Regions from separate parts of the Mus musculus genome. Here region 1 is linked to region 2. The links are chromatin loops, found by intact Hi-C in ENCODE. Cell type or tissue: gastrocnemius. All regions are shown on one strand. Links, peaks and the distances in the headings refer to the core of each region. The heading gives the core; the rest is flanking DNA. Region 1 has its middle 22 kb from the start of Vps4b. Region 2 has its middle 73 kb from the start of Zcchc2.

Evidence for each region. A loop is a pair of places that touch in the nucleus more often than their neighbours do. Peaks named below come from ENCODE experiments on the same cell type or tissue, not always from the same donor. Only the 100,000 strongest peaks of a DNase experiment are listed, where the experiment ranks them.
Region 1: it touches region 2 in a loop (2.2-fold over the local background); 4 of 42 quality-filtered maps call a loop at or near these places.

The regions. Positions count from the first base shown.
Region 1 is chr1:106,812,823-106,824,247 of GRCm38, forward strand. No RefSeq gene overlaps it. Among named protein-coding and RNA genes, the nearest start is that of Vps4b, 22 kb to the left of the region's middle. In gastrocnemius, for the core only: a CTCF peak has its summit at 5,744 (motif pointing left); a DNase peak (open chromatin) is centred at 9,714.
Region 2 is chr1:106,057,863-106,069,287 of GRCm38, forward strand. No RefSeq gene overlaps it. Among named protein-coding and RNA genes, the nearest start is that of Zcchc2, 73 kb to the left of the region's middle. In gastrocnemius, for the core only: no CTCF peak of the experiment used is centred there; DNase peaks (open chromatin) are centred at 5,572, 5,932, 6,185, 6,678 and 2 more places; H3K27ac peaks cover 244 bases.

The DNA of each region.
Region 1 (11,425 bases), core at 2,243-10,242, 760 kb after region 2:
TACTGCTGAGCCAATGATATTTTTCAAATAGTTAGCTAACCAGTGCTGGTTGAGATGCTGATGGGTGCACTGCAGACTTTGATATCCAACAGATTCACAGGGAAATCAAACATGGACTTGTTGTTCTGAAAATCTGCATTACAGCAGAAAAGATCAAGCAGAAAGCAGCCTTTGTGTCCCCAAATGACTGAAAATACAGTGGATGCTTTAAGGGGTTAAAAACAAGTGGTGAGAAATGCCTGGACTCAGTGATTACAGAAAATGCTGGGCCTGAACTGTGTCTGCTGCAGAAACTGGATACAATGAAGGAATTTACTTGTTCATATAAAGACACTCAGTGCTACCAAGGAGAGCCTTCTTTTCCTATTATTCAAATTGCAATGACAAAATGGAAGTTCTGAAAGCCCAAATGTTTATTCATAATCTTGGCCAAAGTCCACGTTGGAGAACTAAGAGTAAGTTAAAAATTAAAAAAAAAAAAAAAAACTACCGCCAATTCAATTATTTAATTTCACTGTATTAGAGTGCAAGTTGCCAAATGATCTCATTACCAAATTATATCCTAAGGTCATCCTGGGAAAATAAGCTATCTAATGCCAAGCAAACTATCCCCAAGGGTAATTCCTGGGCAATGATATATTTGAGAGTTGCAAGGTGGCTGTGTTTTTTCATAGGAAAGAAATCACTCCTGCTCCTGGTACTCTTTGATGTTACAGCTTACCTAAGCTAGAGCAGGAAAGCATTAGCACAAAGAGTATCACAGAAGACTCATCCAGTGACCTGTAAATGACAGCAGATAGGAGTCAGAAAAGCAACATTACAATAGGTTTTATAAAGAGAAACTTAGGTCTATAAAATTACATGGGGGCCAGGGAGATGGCTTGGCCAATAATGTGCTTACTTGAATTTAGATCCCTAATGGTGACATAAAACTCTAGGTGTGGTTCTGTGTGCTGAGGATGCAGACAGGAGGGTCCCTTGAGTTTCCTGGTCAGCTACTCTTGCTGAGTTGGCAAGCTTCAGGTTCAGAGAAAGACTCTCAGAAACATGGAAAACAATAGAGAAGTCACCTGGTATTGACTTCTGGTCTCTATATCATGATCCCATGCTCCTGTTCATTCACATGTAACACACACAGACACACACACACACACAGACACACACACAGACACACACACACAGACACTCACACACACACAGAGACATACACACACAGACAGACACACACACACAGACACACACACACACACACACAGACACACATACACACACAGACACACACAGACACACAGACACACACAGACATACACAAAGACACACACACACACACACACACACACACACACACACACAGGCTTCTAGAGTTAACCACAAACTTTTTCTATATATTACTCTGACAAGGCATCCATAGTTATTAAACACACAGCCAGGCCACATTATTCACAAAGGCATAAAAGCACAGCAGTGCTCAGTTCTCATGTTTGTGGGCCTATCTTTTAAATGGTGGGGCTTTTTAGAAGCAAAAGGTTCAAGTTGCCTCTTAAAGGAGAAAGTATACTATCCCTACTAAGGGAAGAACTACCCCAGCACAAAGCAGTTTTTCTGTGCCAGGAACAAGTAAGAAACACTAGAAAATGGATATCATAAGAGCTCCCAAAATGGCAGATCTAGGTCAAGAGATATACTTTGGAGGGGCATGGAGACATTAGCTTATTCATAAGCCAGATCTCTTCAAAGACCACAGAGTGTAAAGTATCATGTAATTGATCCAAGCAGCCAACATGTCAATCAAGAGATGTATACTGGGTTGATTATTACGTGAGAGCCATGTAACCCTCCAAGCTCCTTCTAAATTTCTCAAACAAAAAAGAGGGGCATTGTACACAGATCATGTAACCCATGGGCATTATAATACAATTACATCTTAGAAATAATGGTGATGTGATTTTATATGCTATGCCTGCTCACTGTGGAGTGGAGGACATGGCTATCTCTAGGCTTAGAATTCTCAAGTTCTAGGTTTGAATCCAGACTTCAGTTAGACAGCTCAAAGCCTTTCTTAGAGCATTAGAAGGGGTCTGCTTGGAAGGACACACCACCTCGAAACTCAGCTGCAATGTGAAAACTCAGTTTTCTTTTGGCCTCAGCAAGAGCAGAATCTTCCCTCCTGTTGAGAAGGCAGCTCAGGATTTGGTTCCTCTGAGTAGCCAGCCCATCCCTGCACGAGTCACTGGACCACTGCTCACTCTTGTCACACACTATTGCACAATGCTGGCTTCTTTCAATAGGAATGGGTTACGAACTCTGAGAACAGGACTAGTGCGTGGATATGGAGGTTTTAGGGAAAGTGATAAGACAAGATTCTTAGAAAGGTTCACCCACTTGCAAGTGTCAACAGGAAATTCTAGTTCCCAAACCAGCGAGTGAACTGTGCTTGATGAGGGGTAAATCACTTAGCTAGAAGTCAGCCCCAGAAGCAAACCCCGCTGGCAAAATATGGAAGCTTTACAATTTTCAGAGAATTGTGCTGTTAACTGGGAGACCAAGAGATGGCACACACATGCGTGCTATTCTGTTTTACTAAAAGAAAGAGGAAACATCCAACAGAATCCACAGTGCGGTAAAAATGCAGAAGCCCAGAGCATTAAGACCCTGCTCTGCAGGGATCACGATGACAAAGAGGAACCTAAACTATGACAGAAGAAAGTCCTGAGCTGAAGAAGCCCCATTCAGTCAGCAGCATAGCTCTAGCTCAGAGCCTGTGGGAACTGACCTAAAGACCCGTGGGACCCATGGGTGTTACATGTCGGAAATAACTGCAAGGTCTAACTGCAATACACCACAAAGGCATCGTTCCATGTACCTGAGTAAAATAAAGCTTGTCTTAGTCAGGGTTTCTATTCCTGCACAAACATCATGACCAAGAAGCAAGTTGGGGAGGAAAGGGTTTATTCGGCTTACACTTCCATACTGCTGTTCATCACCAAGGAAGTCAGGACTGGAACTCAAGCAGGTCAGGAAGCAGGAGCTGATGCAGAGGCCATGGAGGGATGTTCATTACTGGCTTGCTTCCCCTGGCTTGCTCAGCCTGCTCTCTTATAGACCCAAGACTACCAGCCCAGAGATGGTCCCACCCACAGGGGCCTTTCCCCCTTGATCACTAATTGAGAAAATGCCTTACAGTTGTATCTCATGGAGGCATTTCCTCAACTGAAGCTCCTTTCTCTGTGATAACTCCAGATGGGTCAAGTTGACACAAAACTAGCCAGTACAAAGCTCTTCCAACAGAGGCCAGGAGTAAGTCTCCCTAAACTTTTATGCTCAACAGTCTCTATCAGAGAAGGTTCTATGCTGTGGTAGACACACTGATGTGCTGGTTCTCAGCCTGTGGGTCCCGACCCCCCAGGGGTTCTCATAGCAGGCAGCATGCATATCAGAATTTTACATGACGATCCGTAGCAGTAGGAACATTACAGTTACGAAGCACTAATGAAATGATATGATGGGTGGGGGTCCCCACAACCAGAGGGACGGTATTAAAGGGTCACAACATTAGGAAGGTTGAGAATCACTGCCCTAGGCCCATAGCTGTAAAGTTGTTTTCATTTTTCTGTTAGGAACAAAATGCTATTTCTTGCTATTAAGTGTTTCAAAGAGGTAAAAGTAATGGTGGAACGTCCCCACCCCCATTCACTGAGCATCCATTACAGCCACAAACCCAACCAACTGCCTCTCATCTTTGCAGCAACCTTATAAAGCAGGAATCACTGATCTTGTTTTAAGATAAGAGTAAATTTGAAAGCACTGAAGTGAGACTGTCCTTGGGTCTCACTTCGAAATCACCAAGACTTTCATTCCTATTCTGTTCCCCAGGAGTCAAGCATAAACGCCAAAACACATCTCCACCATGCACAATGGTCTCGAGTACCGTAATTACGTTTGGCTTTGAGGGACCGATTTAAAATACCAAGCCATTTTAGAGATAGGTAGCGTGGTAAGGAAAACATAGACACGAGAGGCTAAACAACAGCCGGGTGTGGTGGGATGGGATGCATCTGTAGTTTCAGAGGCTCTCATGAGCCCTGGGGCTCAGGGACTCAGCTCGCGGAGTGCAGGTGCAGGGCGTGTGCAGATTCTCCCTGAAGACCTTTCAAGGATGTTAGTGTTGCTTTTGTTTTGTCCCCCTTCACTCAGTTCAGAAGTTCATCTCTGCTGGGAACACCCTTGCTAAGGTTCACAGGGAGAAGAAAAGCCAGAGTGGTGCGCTGGACAGTGAGTGTGAGAATAGAGGTCCGTGCTCGGTCTGTTTTCCTCCACAATAGCAGAAGCTGCTGTGCGCAGCAGGCAGGAGTACAAGAAGCCACTGGGAGCAGCTTGTCATGAGTGTGAGACCCATCTCTCCGTCCGCTCCATGCAGACTTGCATCTGGCATAGAGGGTGGGGCCGTACTCATCTCTGTTGCTTTATCGATCCTAGAAGAACTCACTTGTGCATGTGGAGATAAATGAAGTTGTAGTGGCTTTGTAAGTTTCCTAACGCTGTTATTTTGAAATAGGTCTGTGATTGGTTGAAAATAACTTAAAATAACTTTTATTTTCCTTTTGTGTGTGTGTGTGTGTGTTCTGCTTCCATGTTATGTCTGCATTACAAGCAAGCAGTGCCTACAGATGGCCGAGGACTGTGGCAGATCCCTGAAGCTGGACTTAAAGACTGTGAGCCATATGTGGGTGCTGAGAATTAAACTCTGGTTATCTGGAAGAGCAGCCGGTGCTCTTAATCACTGAGCCATCTCTGCAGACTCAAAAGAACTGATAGATAGATGGATAGATAGATAGATAGATAGATAGATACTTGGTCAAGTGCACTAATGCTTAAAAGAGAAGTGTCATGAATGCTTGATTTCTGCTTTTCTAAACTTCCCTTCCTTAGTCAAGGGGACAAACAGTTCAGTATCCCAGGACTGCTGCAAACGGAAGAGACATTCTCTTAGAGCCCTGGAGGGTGGAAGTCTGCTGTCAAGACATCAACTTGGCCAAACACTCTCTGAGGGCACATAACCTCTTCTCTATCCCGATGCCCACCCACAACCCCTGATATATCTGACTCTCTCACCACCATACCCCATGAGGGAGTCTCTGTGCCAAGTCCCCCCAGTTTGTTATAAGAACAGCAGGGCAAGAACTCTAAGTAATAACAAGTTATCAAAGGAAACAAATCTATGACCTAAATATTTCAAGACGGTTCCCAAAAGAACCAGAATCTGGGAACAATTAACTTCATAACAGTAACTGCTATTGAGACCATTAACTATATTAGGGCATTAAATATTGACTACCAAGTCTTCCCTTGTTATAAATATTTTATACAAATGACAGGGTGAAGCTCCTTTATAAATAATAGCAACAGGAAAATTTGTAATTTTATTCATTAGTGTCTGCAGATCAGAAGGAGGCGCCCAAATTATTTTTAAAAATTATTGTTCAAAAAATATTACAGAAAAAAGTAAAATCTCTTAAATATTGATTTTCACTCTCATGACTTACAAGCTTATGAAAAGTTTCCCAACATTGGGTTCATCTATAAGCTTTAGAGAAATGCATTCTCTCATTCACCACGAACTACCTTCATTTTCTCAGTTTCGCTCACTTATCTGTCAATGAACAATCTCAAATTGGTTCAAAACAGAATTCATAGTCCAAACAGTGCCAATTGGCTGCTTTCAGTTTCAGACAAGTGTGGTACTCGTGACATCTACTGGCGACATTTAGAAACTACAACTTTATTTTCTTTCTTTCTTTTTTTTTTTTAAAGATTATTTATTTATTATATGTGTATACACTCTAGCTGTCTTCAGATACTCCAGAAGAGGGCATCAGATTTTTGTTATGGATGGTTGTGAGCCACCATGTGGTTGCTGGGATTTGAACTCAGGACCTTTGGAAGAGCAGTCAGTGCTCTTAACCGCTGAGCCATCTCACCAGCCCCAAAACTACAACTTTCTATTAAGTTGTGGTTCCTTGAAAATTGTCGAGGTATAGTGGAATATGCCTTTAACGCCATCATTTAGCATGTAGAGGCAGGTGGATCTCCAAGTTTGAGTCCAGCCTGATCTGCAAAATAAGGTCTAGGACACCCAGAGCCACACAGAGGAACACTATCTCAAAAAACCAAAAGGGAAAGAAAAATAAAAAAATTGTCAGAGTTAGTAATAGCAGGGCAGAAATTCAAGGTGGAAAACAAGCTGGGAAGTCTTGCCCATAGCACTTTGGGTGGTATTAGAAACTGAGCAACATTGTTCCATAGACAAAAGCATGAACAATGAGCATAATTTAAAACTAAAAATTTTCTAAAGGCCACATATTTTTTATTATTTATTTATTTTTTTTTTTGATTTTTCGAGACAGGGTTTTTCTGTACAGCCCTGGCTGTCCTGGAACTCACTTTGTAGACCAGGCTGGCCTCGAACTCAGAAATCCGCCTGTCTCTGCCTCCCGAGTGCTGGGATTAAAGGCATGAGCCACCATGCCTGGAAAGACCACATATTTTTAAAAAGTAAAACCAAGCAGCTGGTAGTGTAGCTCAGAGGTAGGACTTTTGCAGAGCATTTGTAAGGCTCTTGGTTGCATCCCAGCACTGCCAAAAGAACAAACCAAGTGAGACAAACTAATTCCAATGATATTCACCCAATTTCACCTAATGTTACCAGAGCATTATCGTCCCAACATTGTGTCACAATAAGAAGAGAGAAGTTATTTACACTCTTAGGCTGTAGAGACTTCTCCACATGGCCCATCTCAGTGAAGACTAGCCACATCCAGGTGGTCAGTAGTCCCTGGGGCTAGCAGCCACCATATTGGACAGTGTAGAACTTAGCATAGCAAGGGCAGGGTGCAAGGCATACCCCATTCATAGGTTTACAACTTACCATCCACATTTCACATTGGTCCAAAGTCAAGCTAGAAATGGCCCACCATCCATTGATACACTGGCTTCCGAGAACCTAAAGTTTGATGTATCATTGTTGGTGGAGCGAGAGTTCAATCATGGATCTGGAAGGTGTGTGACGTTACCTACTCAGAGTCTTAAGCAGTCAAGCTTCTGTTTTCTCTTGTTTTTATGATGCTTGGACTACTACACAGTGCCTCCTGCATTCTGCAGAGGAGCTCTGTTGCTGAGCTACATCCCAGACATTCACGTTCTGGGCCAGTCATTGCATTTGTGGAAACTGAAGCATGTGATCACGAGTAAAACCATGGCTTTGGGAATCAGGTACCTGTCTGCTGGATGGGCCTACATTTCTCTTTCCAAAGCCTCCCCATGGTTGCAGCCAGCAGCCACAGCCTTTGCATAAATGAAATAAAGTATATAGTGGATTAAAATAAATATAATGAAGCTAGTTATGTTTCTTATTGATCTTGAAGATCTTTTTCTCTCAAGGCCTTTTGTTGAGTCTAATTAAAAGAAACTGTAGGAATTATTTTTGTCTACTAACCCGGACGTAGACTTTAACTAAGTTGGAAGTTACACATGCAGGAGACTTCCAGCTATGGTTGTTCAATATGCTCTTGTCATATTTGGAAAAGTAGTTGCACGCATCCACCTGTAAAAGGGCTTCTTTTTTAACAGTATGCCATCCACATAGAATGAATATCGTACCACTTCCGAAGACTTATTTGACTTATAATGTGTGGGCACAGAGACCCGAGGCTCCTTCTGGAGTTGAGCTGGTGTTATAGGTAAACTGCTCACACTCTCCCTTCCCCTACCCTACTCCTCCCTTCATGACATCCCTCAACCCATGGAGATGCTGAAACTTGGGTCTTCTGTTAGAGAAGCACACACTCTTAAATGTTGAGCCATCTCTTCAGCCTTGCCACCTTCAAAGTAAAGCTTTTAGGTAATTGCTTTTGGCTTTTCCTAGTCTTCTCAGGGTCGCCTGAGTTGTGTGGCTTCCTTCTCTCTACCTCTCCTCTTCTCTGAGTGTCTTTCATCACATTTGACCAGTTGCCATAGAACTTTCATGTGTCCAAATGACATGCTCTGTTTCTGCCTGTGGGTAATTAAATTCCAGCCATCACTTACTTCAGCAGTCCTCAACCTGTGGGTAGTAATATCCGCATATCAGATATTTACATTAGAATTCATAACAGTAGCAGAATTGCAGTTATGAAGTAGCTACAAAAATAATTTTATGGTTGGGGGTTACCACAATATGAGGAACTATATTACAGGTCACAGCATGAGCAAGGTTGAGAACTGCTGAGCTACTCACTGTTCATTCTGGATGGGAAGGATTTGGCTATTTTCCTTCCCAGCCTGCCTCTTCCACGTTCTCACCCTTCCTCCTGTCCCGCAGGCCTGCTCCTTCCATGTGCTTACACAAATGCATGCATCTTCTGGTCCTACTACTCTCCTATGATAAACTGCAACCATCTGCTTTCTTGGTTTATGACTGGACTGATGAGTGCTAAAAGAACTATAAATTAGGTGAGATAGGCAAGGAGTTAAAGGAATTATACATTAGGGAGTTTGTAGGTGCCTTTTCAAGCAAGCCACAGAATGCCAATAGCCAGTAAAGCTACTCTACCAAATTTCATCATAGACTTTCATGCCAGGTTACCATCGCTCCACACTTACGAGGGTAACTTTTATTTTATTTATTTTTTTAGAATTTCATACAAGAATGCCATATTTATATAATTTCCACACCTCCCTTCTCTCTTCTATTCCCCACCCCCTTTAAAGTTCATGACCTCTTCCTCAATTATTGTTTTACACACACATACAGACAGTCCATTCTGAGTGTTCACAGAGAGCTAGAGCTGCTCAGAATGAAGACGGGAGCATGGGGGAGAGGAACGGTCAGGGCCAGGGTATTGCATCTAGAATGCTTGGGAGGCAGAACTGGAAGGCACAGGAGCTGAACCCAGCTGGGAGATGGAGGATTCAGGGCAAAACAAGACTTACCTTCTGTCCTGTGGATGGTTTGTATTGCAAGCCTAAAATGATTTCTATTCTTTTTTTTCCCATGTATTCAATTAAGGGAATTGAGGTTGAAAACCTGCGTGGTTACAATTATTTGCTTTCATTATTGAGTAGTAAATGTTCTTTCAACTTTGAATAAATGCCTAGACACTCGACAATACAATAAAAACACACAGTACCTTACAGGAACTTCACTCTCCCCCAGTTCCCAGTCTTGATTGTCTGTTGGGCCAACCTGAGTAATTTCTCTGAAAGTGCTGTCAGAATGAGATAGCAATTATGTCACTCATTGGCAATAAACAGCTAGGGAGCCATCACCGAGAGGAAGTTTAAAAGAGTCTCCTGGGAATTACGTTGTTCTGCTTTAGTTCTGTGAGATGTAAATGGATCTCTAAAAATGTGTGCTTATGTGCTTTTTCTCTCTTATTGCAACATAAAATGTATCCCTGAGGTAAGGCCCATGCCATGATGACAGATTCAAGTATTCACAATTTATTCCTCAGGGTTAGGATTCAGTAACTTAGAGTGGCCAAGGACCTGAAATATCAACTATTTTTAAGTGTCCCATAATTCTTCCCCTTTTTTTCCCCAAAGTATGAGTCTCTCAAGATTTACCAAAGATAGAGTGTGGGCGCTGTGTAACAGAGAGGCATTCATTCTTGGAGACTGGCCTACTGAGATGCTCATGTAGGGGCCTGTTAGGGTTGCCATTTTGGAAACAAACTCTACTTGGAACTATGCCCAGTCCCTGGGCAGAGAACCTGTCCAATTCCATTTGCATTACGCAGCCAAATGTCTTGTCTGGTGAGGAAATCAATGAACTTCTTAGATATTTATGGGGCTAGGTTTGACTGGGTAAAGAGGAACGACAGCCTAGAAAAAGAGGTGCAAACCCTCACTGGTATTTATTAGGAAAAAACACCTTTTGGTAATGTAAAAATTCTAAATTATGGAATATTTCAATGATATTTAAAAATGATTATATATAGCAAACTAAAATTCCTATGATTATTCATCAACTAAATGAGAAGACATATTTTCTTACCCCCATATTAAAATACATATAAATAAAAAATGATTTGAACTCCCTTTTAAAAAGATTTATTTTTATTTATGTGTATATGTTTGTGTTTGTGTGTAGGTATGTACACTGTAGGTGTTCATGGCAGCCAGAAGACTGTGTCAGATCCCTTGGAGCTGGAGTTACAGGTGATTGGATGCTTCTTACTGTGGGTGCTGGTAACCAAACTGAGGTTGTCTAGGAGAGCAGTAATCACTCCTGGCCCTGAAGTCCTCTCTCCAGACCATATTTTCTATTCTAAGCAAATATAAATCAGTACTATGGATGTGTGAAAATAAATTTCAAAATAGTGACTACAGTGGTTTGAAAAGGCTTGGCTCATAGGAAGTGGCACTGTTGGGAGGTATGGTCTTGTTGGAGGTAGTGTCATTATCAGGGTAGGCTTTGAGATCCTCCTAGCTGACAGTCTTCTAGATGTAGAACTCTTAGCTCCTTTTCCACTGCCATGCCTGCCTGGATGCTCCCATGATTTTGCCTTGATGATAATGGACTGAACCTCTGAACCTATAAGCTATCCCCAATGAAATGTTTTCCTTTATAAGAGTTGCCTTGGTCATGGTGTCTGTTCACAGCAATGGGCAGCCTAACTAAGACAGCTATGTTGAAATCAATGAAGACCTGTGGCCTATTAATAATGTGATTATGGAGTGCTGGAGAGATGACTCAGCGGTTAAGAGCACTGACTGCTCTTCCCAAGGTCCTGAGTTCAAATCCCAGCAACCACATGTTGGCTCACGATCACCCGTAATGAGATCTGATGCCCTTTTCTGGTGTGTTTGAAGAGAGCTACAATGTACTTAAAATAAAAATAAGCCTTAAAAAAATTATGTGATTGTGGCTTCAACTGTACAGTGAGAGTTGCTGCCCTAATGTTTCTGAAAGGGCATTTGAGAGTTCATTTATCTGCAGGGAACTGTGAATTCAAGGAGCTTCACTATGTACTCTATTGATGATATACTCGACAATAGTAACTGACTGATAGGCAGGACCAGAACCAGACCAGTGAAAAACAAGCTGTGAAGTCTTTCTGCTTGGATCTGGAAGATGGCAGTCTGTGATTTCTGATAATGAGTGCTGTGACGTGTGATCGAGGGTGATGGTGCGGGATGCACACCCTCTTTGAAAAAGTGGCTAATGACCTATTATTGTGATGAGTTTTATTTTTTATTTTTATTTTTTATTATTAGGTATTTTCCTCGTTTACATTTTCAATGCTATCCCAAAGGTCCCCCATACCCACCCGCCCCAATCCCCTACCCACCCACTCCCCCTTTTTGGCCCTGGCGTTCCCCTGTACTGGGGCATATAAAGTTTGCAAGTCCAATGGGCCTCTCTTTGCAGTGATGGCCGACTAGGCCA
Region 2 (11,425 bases), core at 1,846-9,845:
GCTTTGAGTTTCTCTCCACTTAATTTCATGTTGGCTATAGGCTTGCTGTAAATTGCCTTTATTGTGTTTTTAGGTATGTGCCTTGTATTCCTAATCTCTCCAGTACTTCTATCCTGAAAGGGTGTTAGATTTTGTCAAATGCTTTTTCAGCATCTAATGAGATGATCATGTTTTTTTTTTTTTTTTTCTCTTCAGCTTATTTAATGATGGGTTACATTTACTGATTTTTGTACTGTGTCATCCCTGCATCTCTGGAATGAAGCCTACCTGTTCGTGGTAGATGTTCTTTTTGATGTGCTCTTGGATTTGGTTTTATGAGTATTTTATTGAGTAGTTTACATCTATGTTGAAAAGGAAAATTGGTCTGAAATTCTCTTTCTTTGTTCAGTCTCTGTGTGGTTTGGGTGTCAAGGTGACTGTGGGCTCATAGAATGAGGTTGGCAGTGTTCCCTTGTAAGGGTCCATTGTTCACCAAAGAATGATACCTGAAACTCAAATAGTATGCAAAGGCCAGGAGCGTTTCATTCTGCAGAAGTCCAGCATACTGGCGTTCCTCATGACAAAACAGAGAGACAACCAAAGGGAGCTAGCACGCCTGTTTTAAAGCACTTTGGAATTCCAGGGTAGATGGGCTTTATCTTACTCTATCTCCAGGCATTCTAGAGCCATTGTTGAGGTGTGAAGGCTGGAGCCCGGGGTTTTTTTTTCTATTAGTAATTGACTTGCCTGGGCATGCCTGGACTTAGGCCTAGTCTCCCTAACTGCCAATTTGAATCCTGTCATGAAGTCAGACTGTCACATTCCTCTCACCTTCTGTTTCTATTTCGTGGAATACTCTGAAGAGTATTGGTGTTAACTCTTCTTTGAATGTCTGGCCAAATTCTGCAGTAAAAGTATTTAACCTTGGGCATTTTTTGGTTGGGAAACTTTTAGTGACTACTTCTATTTCACTAGGGGTTACAGGTCTGTTTAATTTGTTTATGTGATCTTGATTTAACTTTGGTAAGTGGTACCTAGTGAGAAAAATTATCCATTTCTTTTAGATTTTCCAATTTTATGGAGTACAGGTTTTAAAGATATGTCCTCATGAGTCTCTCAGTTTCCTCAGTATCTGTTGTTATGTTGCCCTTTTCATTTCTGATTTTACTAATTTGGATATTCTCTCTCTGTCTTCTGGTTAGTTTGGATAAGGGTTTGTCTAGCTTGTTGATTTTCTCAAAAACCCACCTCTGTCTCATTGATCCTGAGGGATCCACAGGAGGCATGGACAAGGGCAGCCTACCTGGTCTTCTGGCAGGCATGGCCTGTGGTTGAGCAGGGGGTGTTCTCCTGAGTTGGGGGCTGGGACACAGCAATGAGACAGGAGGGAAGGTGGGGGAAGTGGGGGAGAGGGTTGTAGTCTCTGGGATCCACAGGAGACATGGACAGGGCAGAGAAGAAGCTGCAGCTGGTGTTCTGACTTAGCACTAAAGAGGATCCTGAACCTAGGGTAACAGAGAGAGTGGAGCTTTCTTTTAAATACAGCCAAATGCTAAGCAGTGCTGGGCTAGGCAGCCCTGTCTGTCATTGGCTCACCATCTCTGGGCTAGTCTGCCCTACAAGGTAGTCTAATACATTATCAAAACACTGCAGAATCTCTTCCTGGGGTGTGTGTTGGGGGGGGGGGGGGTAAGTTCCTCTTCCGGTTGGTAACAGGCATCTGCCTTTCCCTTCTTTCCCCCAATCCCCCATAGTGGACTTGGTGAAATTCAAGCTCCTTGGATTCCAATGTTTCAGTTAAGGGACCATGACACAGTTGTCTCTAGAACAATCTCATCCTGCCAGTACAGTCGCAAAGCCACAGCCCTCTGTGACCTGTCTGCCTCAGGCCCCCGCATCTGTTTTCTGTGAGCCCTTGGAAGTCTGCAAGTCTTCCCTGGGGATGGGTTTCTCCTTAGCACATTCTAGGTTTGTGAACTTCTTTCCTGGATAGTGTATCCAAAGCTTCATGCTAAGTCTGCCTCAATCAAAAATTTGAGAAAGATGAGGTTAACTTCCTGATTTCTCTAACAATAATTGTTGCAGAAATCTAATAAGTTTCTTATGTGTTTGTTTCTGGTCAGGAATCCTAGAAGGCGGAAAGATGGCTCAGTAGTTCAGAGTGCTTGCTGTTCTAGAGGATCCAAGTTTGATTCCCAGAGCCTACAGTAGGTGGCTCACAATCTCCAGTAATTCCAGCTCCAAGGGTCAGATGACCTCTTCTGGCATCCACAGGCACTCAGACACACTCTCAAACACATAAATATGAATTAAAAAAACAATCTTTTCTACATGTAGATTCTATACTGCTTTACCTTTTCTCTTGAAAAGTCTGCTCTCTCTGTAGTGATACCTTGGGCTATAGGAAATAGCTGCTGGAGAATGGTTGTTTCTTTGCTTTTCTCTGTCTCTCTGTCTCTGTCTCTGTCTCTGTCTATCTGTCTCTGTCTCTCTCTGTCTTTGTCTCTCTCTCTCTCTCTCTCTTGGTTTTTGATTGTTGGTTGATTTTGTTTGGTTTTAGAGACAGGGTTTCTCTGTGTAGCCCTGGGTGTCCTGGAGCTTGCTCTGTAGACCAGTCTGGTCTTGAAGTCAGAGATCTGCCTTGATGTGTTAGAATGGTGGGTCGAGTCTCAACAGCACACTAGGCCAAGACAGTTCCACGTGGAAGAGGTTTTATTGGAAGGGAGAGACAAGGTAGTGGCAGAAAGAGAAGAGGGGAAGAGAGAGAGAGAGAGAGAGAGAGAGAGGGAGGGGTGATCTCCTTATTTATATGGAGAATGATATAACACAGGTAAAGGTGGGAGATGAGCCAAGTGGATGTTGGGAATATGGTGCCTATTGCTCTTGAGACTGGTCTGCAGGTCTCAGGTCGTGCTGTTGCCTATGTAATGTCATAGATTTGGGAGGTCCTGATGCCAGCATACTTGCCTCTGCCTTCCAAGTGCTAGAACTAAAGATGTGCACCACAATGCCCAGCTAGGTTGTTTATTTTGAAAGATCCTGTATACCACACTGGCCTCAAACCCCTCTGTGGTTGAGTAAACTCCTGATCCTACTAATTGGTGCTGTGGTTACAGGCCTATGCCAGGTAGTTGTAGTGCTGAGGGTCTAATCTCGGGTTCCAAGCATGCTAAGCAAGAACTCTACCAGCTAAGCCAGTCCAGAAACCCTTTTCCTCATCTGATCTTGCTGCCAAGGCTTAACATCAGTGCCCACTTAAGATGCCTTCCTGAACTTCTGAGTCCTTGCCATTCAACATTATTTTTATATCCAACCTTCCTTCTTTTTATATTCAGAGTTAGGGTGGAGGTCAGGGCCTTGCATGGGGTGGGTAAGTGTCCCTGCCACTGACAAGCCTGGGTCCGATCAAAACTCATTTCAATCTTCTTTCTTAGCATCTTAAATACAGAAGCAGGGGACTTTCCCACGCTTGCTAAAGCCACAGCTGTGACTTTCCTCCCGCCTTTTCTTTCTATTTCTGCTTACAGATGGGTTCATCCCACTTGACTTGTTCTTGTAACAGCTGATCAAATATTGCCATGACAACCAAAATACATTGTTCTTTTTTTCTTCTTCTGTCCTTTATGACCATCAGGACTCCACAGCTCAGCAGGCCTATGGTCTACCCCAGGGGTAATCACAGAAAACTGTGTTATCTAGGATTTCCTACCTCATAAAAAGGTTTGTATCTTTTAGGCCTTTGGTGTCAACACCTGCGAACTCTCATCACTGCCTAAGGGCCACAGACTCCTCTAGGGTAACAACAGAAGACCAATCACATCAGTCAATTCCCACTGGGGGAGGGTGGGGGGATAGAAAGAGCACCAAATTGGAAGCCAGGATATGGCCTGACTGTGTGCTGACCAGTTCCTCCTTAGGGCTCCTCAAAGTGCATATTGCTTCCTGCACATAAATAGGTCATCTTGCCTACTAATGAGCCCTGTCTGGGCAGCTCCACAGGCTCTCTTCTGTAGACATCTAACATAAGTCCTAAGATTGATCCAAGATGGATCTGGTGTTTCTGCCCTGCCCCAACTCATATAGAACGGCCCTAGCAGGGATGCCTTAGCTCTTTTCTACTCTCCATGGGAACCAACATCCCCAAATACAAGTGCTTGCTTAGGCCTGTTAACAGAGAAGAAAGGAAGTAGTCTAAGTGAACCAGAGCTCCAAGGACAATTATCTGTCACTATGGCAACAGGCAGTTGTCATCAGTGACTCCATCTTACTTTCCTCTTGTTCTTTCTCATTCTCAAGGTTTTCAGCCTCCTCTGTAGATTCTGGAGCAACTAACAAGAATAGTTATCATTTAGAACCTCTGCTCTGTGTCAAAACCCCAGACCGCACAACCTGAACTCCTGGGAAACTCAGATCTCTTCATGTCACCCTAATACCTACCCTTTCAAACAACTTAAAAAAAACAGAGACCTGAGGCCCCTGGAGGCCTCCCTTCCAGACTAGCATCTGCTGTAAACTCTATGACCGTCCTCTAAAGCACTCTGGTCCTGGGCTTGCTGCACAGAGGGGTTGCCCACAGGGATCGTGAGCAGTTCTAGAAGGTTGCAGGGATCTCTGCAAAGTCTGGTAGCAAACATCCCTTGGGGGAAGCAGAGCCTTGACTGTGGCCCAGCAGAAATGCCCTTTCTCTGCTCACAGGAGCCTGCCACTGTGTTTTAATTTAATGCCACTGAGGTCCAGGCTTCGGTTCCAGCTCTGTTCTTCTCTGTTGCCCTTCTTCCTTTCCCTTCGGCCTCCCCCTTTCAGCTCTGAAACTTAGAAGGTCCCTATATAGAAGCCACAGTAGACACTTTCCTAATCTTTCTGGTAGTAAGAAGACTAGGGAGTGACCAATCACTCCTTGTGCAGTCAGCAGTGTGTCCTGGACCAATATGCTACGAACCCATGACTCTTCTGTTATAAGCACAACAGAAGGCCAATTCCTGGGCAGTGGCTGGAATATTAGACTGCCTGTTCTCACATAGAATATCATAATTTTCTATACCAATTTAGTCAGAATTATTTACTCTAGTTACACCCCTTTCAAAATCAGCATCTTTTGGCGGTCTCCTACATCCCAGGCTGGTCCCGCTAACACTGTAGTCAAGGATGACTTTACCCCTCTTGCCCTTCTTGCCATAGTGCAGGCCACACTTCTAGTCTGTGCAGTATTTACTTAACTGCATTGATCTCAGGGCTTTGTGTGTGCCGGGCAAGCATGATATCAACTGAACGGCATCTTCGGCTCAGAGTGGGCTCAGAGTGGGTATATTAACTTACTTCAGAAGGGAGGTGCAGGCCGGGCATTGGTGGCACACGCCTTTAATCCCGGCACTTGGGAGGCAGAGTTCAAGGCCAACCTGATCTACAGAGTGAGTTCCAGGACAGCCAGGGCTATACAGAGAAACCCTGTCTCAAAAAAAAAAAAAAAAAAAAAAAAAAAAAGGGGTTGGGGGTGCGTTTTAAGGACCCCTTCAGGAACAGCACACTGTCAGGTCATGCTGAGGGCTCTGCACACTGTCAGGTTGTGCCAAGGACTCAGCAGCCTGCTTGGCAGCCACTTTTCCAGAGCAATCAAGAAGGACCTCTTTCTCTGCCCAGCTGAGAGCCCTGCTGCATCCAGACAGGCACACCACAGACTTGCCTGCTCCTTTCACTGTGCTTGGCTATATTCCTTTAAAAAAAATTAGGATTGCATTCATATTTCATCTGTAATAGCTATTTCCAAATATGTCTACATTTGAGGTCCTGGGGGTTATCACTTCTACATAGAAACTTGGAGGGATACAATTTAACTCCTAACAATTCTAACTCAGCTTCTGGAATCAGCTCCCTTTCTCTGGGTGACTGAACAAATCGCTCAGGACTGCCAGAACAAATTGCTACAGGCTCAGTGGCTGAAAACAAGAGAGTCAAGTCCCCTAGTTTTGGAAGCTGGAGGTCCCAGATGAAGGGTCACCTGGAGCAGAGTGCCTTTGGAATCCGTAAGGGAATGTTTCCTATTTTTAGATAAGTCTTACAGAATGTATGGATTACACTTTCAACATGGGGTAGGTGGGGCTAATATTACAATTCAGCACATCCCGGGGACCATCTTGTCTGCTGTCTGGAGCAGGTCACTACTGTTCCAGCCAACTGTTCTAATCAGCTGTCAGGAGGATGTTTCATGGATGAGGTGCTGAGGCTAAATGTGGAGACAGCTTGCTCGCTCAGCAAACACATGGACCTGAGACACTCTGTGGGCATGTCCCCTAGCACACACTTTTAAATATGCTCCCACCTGAGGTGGAAACACGAGGCTGGGAGGCTTTGTTCAAAGGTCCCTTTAGTTCTTGTCCAGACACAGTAGAAAGTAACACTGTGCACACCACTTGCTCAAAATCTTTTATAAAATCTTTCTGCCCACATGGTAAGATCCCTTCTATATTTTTCTCCATTCTACAATCAGACACTAAGTAGTTGTTATCTGATTCTCTACAACTGTAAAGCAAGAACCAGATCTCTGCCTGAGCAGGAAAGACTCCTCCTCCATTTACCCTGGACATTCCAATGATGGCAGGAATAATGCTATTTCTGTCATTGGCTTGTCACCAACTAGTTCTAAACCCCACCCTAGACTCCCATATGCACCGCCACCATTATTACACTTCCTGCCTGTAGGCAACGGTAGAATTTGAAAGTCCTCGTGTGACCTCAGTGTGATTTCTGGAGCTTCCACTGTCTGTCAAGTTGTGGCACATGTCAGCTCACAAGGAGAACAAACTGGCTTTCCAGACCTGTTCAGGTTCATCATTAATTGAAGGATCAATTGTCCCTGCAACCTCTGATTATTGTGACAGAGCCTTTTTGTTAGGCTGTCAACTTTAATGATGATATAGCCTGGACAGTATCTCTGCGGACCGCCCATCACTTCCCACCTCCCTGTATGCTGGCTGAATGCTTTGGCTTCCCTGTGCATCTAGGTTGACACACTCTTTCAAAATATCAGCTCTTATGATTAACAACTGGGCTCCAAAGATCCAAGTCCCAGGTCTTAACTGCCAGCAATACAGGCTGGCCTTCCTGTTGGTAGGGCAGCCTTGAGAGCCTGCCAGCTGTGGGCTTTTCCTCCTTTGATCTGATATTGCTACTGATGCTTGACTGTGGGCTAGCAGGTTTAAGCACAGCCATTTGAGTGGGACAGAATCTTCACACACTATAGACTGTCTTTGTGTTATAGGAAATTTGATGACATTTAAAAATAAATCCGAGCACTTCAGCAATTTGGAAAGGACCGACTCTTACACTTGATAACACACCTTCAACTGAGGGCTCTCTCAGGCTTCACCCTGCTTCCTAACCATGATCCTCAAAACAAACTTCCAGTCAATTTTAGGATCCTCACCTAATAACTAGGCATACAAAGGCAGAACAAATTTAACTGGTTTATTTAGGATGATTAACAGAAACTCTAGTTTGAGGTCCAGCTCAAGTCTAATGTGCATGTGCGTGTGTGTGTGTGTGTGTGTGTGTGTGTGTGTGTGAGTAGGACTCTTGTAAATGCCCAAGAAGGTCACCGTACTTAATCTTCCTGGGGCCCCTGGCTGTTTCATCCTGATCTTGTTAGAAATTCACTTTGCTTTTTTTTTTCTATGCTTATTATGTATTGTTATGATGGAGAGAAGGAGGGAGGGAGGAGGGGGAGGGAGGAAGGGGAGGAGGAAGGAGGAAGAGAGAAGAATAATTTTTAGGTCCTGTCAATCTTTTGTCTTAAACACTTTGCCCAGAGATCAAACTCCTTTATCCCCTTTTCTGTTTTCCTTTGCTGGGAGTTTGTCTAGAAGGGTGTGCTTCCCAGTTGCTGCTCTAAAGACTCTAAAGAGGTCATTTTAGTCCTGGCTTCAGTAGAGAGGATGGACTGGGAGGGGTGGGCAGCCCAGCAATCTCCCTTCCTTCCCTTGGCTTGTTTATGTTTGCATAATCGGTTTTCAGCAGTAATTGTCTCATATATGAAAAGATGAGAGCTTATTTTGACAGCTGGCAGTGTCTTTGATATTAGGAGATGTCGTCTGGAGAAGTGTGAACCGAGAGAGATCGGAAGCAGCTGTTGGGCGGCAGCAGCCTGAGAGTGCAGCTGTGGGGTCTGAGAGCCAGGGTGGGGTTTGGGCTGTGGTCGGTTTCTCTGTTTCTGGTTTGTGTTTTTGCCGGAACATCATTAGGCTCCAAGAACCATAACTGTATATTTATAACCAGGAAAAACTGCACTGAAAAACAGGAAGGAGACAGAACAGAGATGTGAGGAGGAAAAAGAAAGACAGGAGAGGTGCTCAAACATGAGGTAACAGAGAAGTGGAAGCCACGAACATGGGAAAGAAAACCAGAAAGAGAAAGACAGATGGGCTAGGAGATGGCTCAGTGGGAGAAGTGCTTGAGTTTGGATCCCTAGCCACATAAAAAGCAACACACATGTGTTTGTAACCCAGGGCTGGGAAGACAGGGACAGGCATGTACTGCCAGTCCAGCTGAGCCACTGAGCTCCAGATTCAATGAGAGACTTTGCCTCAAAAGATCCAGCGGAGAGTGATAGAAGACACCCTATACTAACCTCTGTCCCCCACATGTATAAAATACAAACAAGTACACACACACACAGGCACACACATGAGCACATACACCTATGAACACTACACACATACACATGAACAACAACATACAAACACACAAACACATTCATGGGCATGCACATGCACACACATGCACACACATGAGCAGATACACACATACACATGCACACACGAACACACATAAACATACATGCATACACATGTACACACACACACACACACACACATATGCACACACACGCACACGCACATGCACATGTACACATGAGCACACAAAAAAGAGAAAAATAGAGTGTTTGCCAGAAAGCCCAATTGCCCAAGTCAGACCCTTTCTGAGATTTTGAAATTTTCCTGCTGTCTTTGCCATTCTGAATTGCATAGGCAACCACTGCCGTAAGCACGTGATCTGTGTGACTCCTGTCCTAGCATGCTGCAGACAACAACCCCTATGGTCCCTTTATTCCCGAGGCTAGGCTTTCATTTCATCACCAAAGTGAGAAATGACTGCCTGCTTTGTCATGGCTATTCATGTTTATACTCATAGGAAACGTGACTCTCTGCCAGCTGACCGGAGCTATAGCTGCCCTGGTTCCATGTTCCTACCCTAGCTATAGGCTGTAACTCTGGTTCTCCTCCCCTGTCCTCCACCTTCTTTCCTGTTCAGAGTGTTTCTTGTCAACAGCATCAGCAGCACATCCTAAGCTAAATTGTTTGTTTGTTTGTTTGCTTGCTTGCTTGCTTGTTTGGTTTTTGAGACAAGGCATAGCTATACAGGCCAGAAGAGCCTCACTATGCAGCATAAACTGGTGTGGATTTGAATCAGTATTCTTCCCTTAGCTTCCTAAAGGCTCACAAGCATGTACCACCATGACTGTAGGATTGTGGGTCCTGCATCCACTCTGCCACAGGGCATGACTGGGCCATAGGGAAGCCCCAGGACACCACTCGGAGGTGGTGAAGCACAATCTGAGGTGCAGGACACCCGGAGCTGGTTCCAGGGTCCAGCAGCCTGTGACGAGGCAGGGGCCATCTGGTTCTCAGGCTCTTGGACATCCAGGCCCCCCTGGGAGCTGCAAAAGAGCTGAGAATGGAGTGGGAGCCTGTGGGGTGGATCTAGCCTGGGGCCGGGGAGGAAAAAGGGAGAGCTCTGGCTAGTTTCATGGGGAGCATCCTTGGCTTGACAGACAGCGGCAGGCTTGGTGGCGATCATGGCTGGGAGCACAGAGAGGCCTTCTGCAGGAGTCTAGATGGCAGCTCTATAGGTGCAGGCCTTCTCTATGGCTCCCCACAGCTGATCTCAATGAAAAGAGACAGTCTGTGGTTCCAAACCATTTATTGCCATGGTGGAAAGCATATGTGTAAAACCTTACCCCCACTTCTCAAAGTGGGCCTGAGATTAAATAATCTTTTGCAGGCAGGAATGTCTCAGAATAGAAGTTTATTGGCTACACCCTCCAGGCCTCTAGGTACCTCGTTAGCATAGAGACCTCTGTCTTGAGCCTACATGACCTGTGGTTACATCTTGGTCTGAGGTGTTAGGGATGCCTCATCTATATGTGTGTGGAAGGGCTTGAGGCATTGCCCTTACGTGGCTGATGGCCACAAATCTATGGGAAATTGTGTCTACATGACAAGGGCCTGGTGCTGGGAGCTGGCAAAGCTCCTACTGTCCCCTCAGGGTCTCTAGGGCTTCAAAGCCTTTAGCTCAACCGAGGACCAGGCTACCTTTCAGGGTCCTCGCCCAGCCAGGAAGCCCAGTTCTAACCTTGAAAACACCAGGAGGGCTCTGTGGGAGAGTCAGACCCTTGTACTTTTCTTTCAGCAGTGGAACCCCAAGTTCTCTTCTTCCTCCACACCAACATTGAGAGAAACCCTTGGGACACCTGGAAACAGACACAGACCTGGGGAACGAGGTTGTCTGCCTCTTTGTTTTGAGATTTAGTCTCCCAATGTAAAACTGCTTGCTCAAAGGATTCCTTTTCTAAGAGACAAACCTATTTTTAGTATGGCTATGAACATGTAAGTAGCCACTTTCTTTCAGCCCGATACATACTTTCTTTTGTCTCCAGTTTCATAGGTAATTACTGTAAAGAAGAGTGTGTATGGTATGTGGTGTGTGTGTGTGTGTGTACACTGGAGTTTGAGCCCATGCGTGCTAAGTATGTATTTTACCTCTAAACTAGCCCCAGTCCTTAAAGAACTGTTTTACATTTGTATTTAAATCTGTGCTTCTGGGCTAGCACTGTGGTTCAGTGGGTAAGGGCAACCTGAGTTTGAGCCTACATGATGGAAGATGAAAACTAGCCCCTGCTAGTTGTCCTCTGACTTCTACCTGTGCATCATACCCTATACACATGTCTAAGAGACAAACCTACTTTTAGTATGGCTATGAACATGTAAGTAGCCACTTTCTTTCAGCCCGATACATACTTTCTTTTGTCTCCAGCTTCATAGGTAATTACTGTAAAGAAGAGTGTGAATGGTATGTGGTGAGTGTGTTACCCTCTGTCTTAGGGTAACTATTGCTGAGAAGAAACACCATGATCAAAAGGGCTCGTTTGGCTTCTGGAGAGGAAAGGGTTTATTTGACTTCCCCTTTACTATCCCTAGTCTATTGCTAAAGGGAATCAGGGCAGAAACTCAAGTAGGGCAGGGTCCTGGAGACAGGAGCGGATGCAGAGGGTGCTGCTCACTGGCTTGTTCCCTGTGGTTTGCTCAGCCTGCTTTCTTCCAGAACCCAGGACCAGCATCTCAGGGGTGGTCCCAGCCACACTGGGCTGGGCCCTCAAATGTCAATCACTCATTAA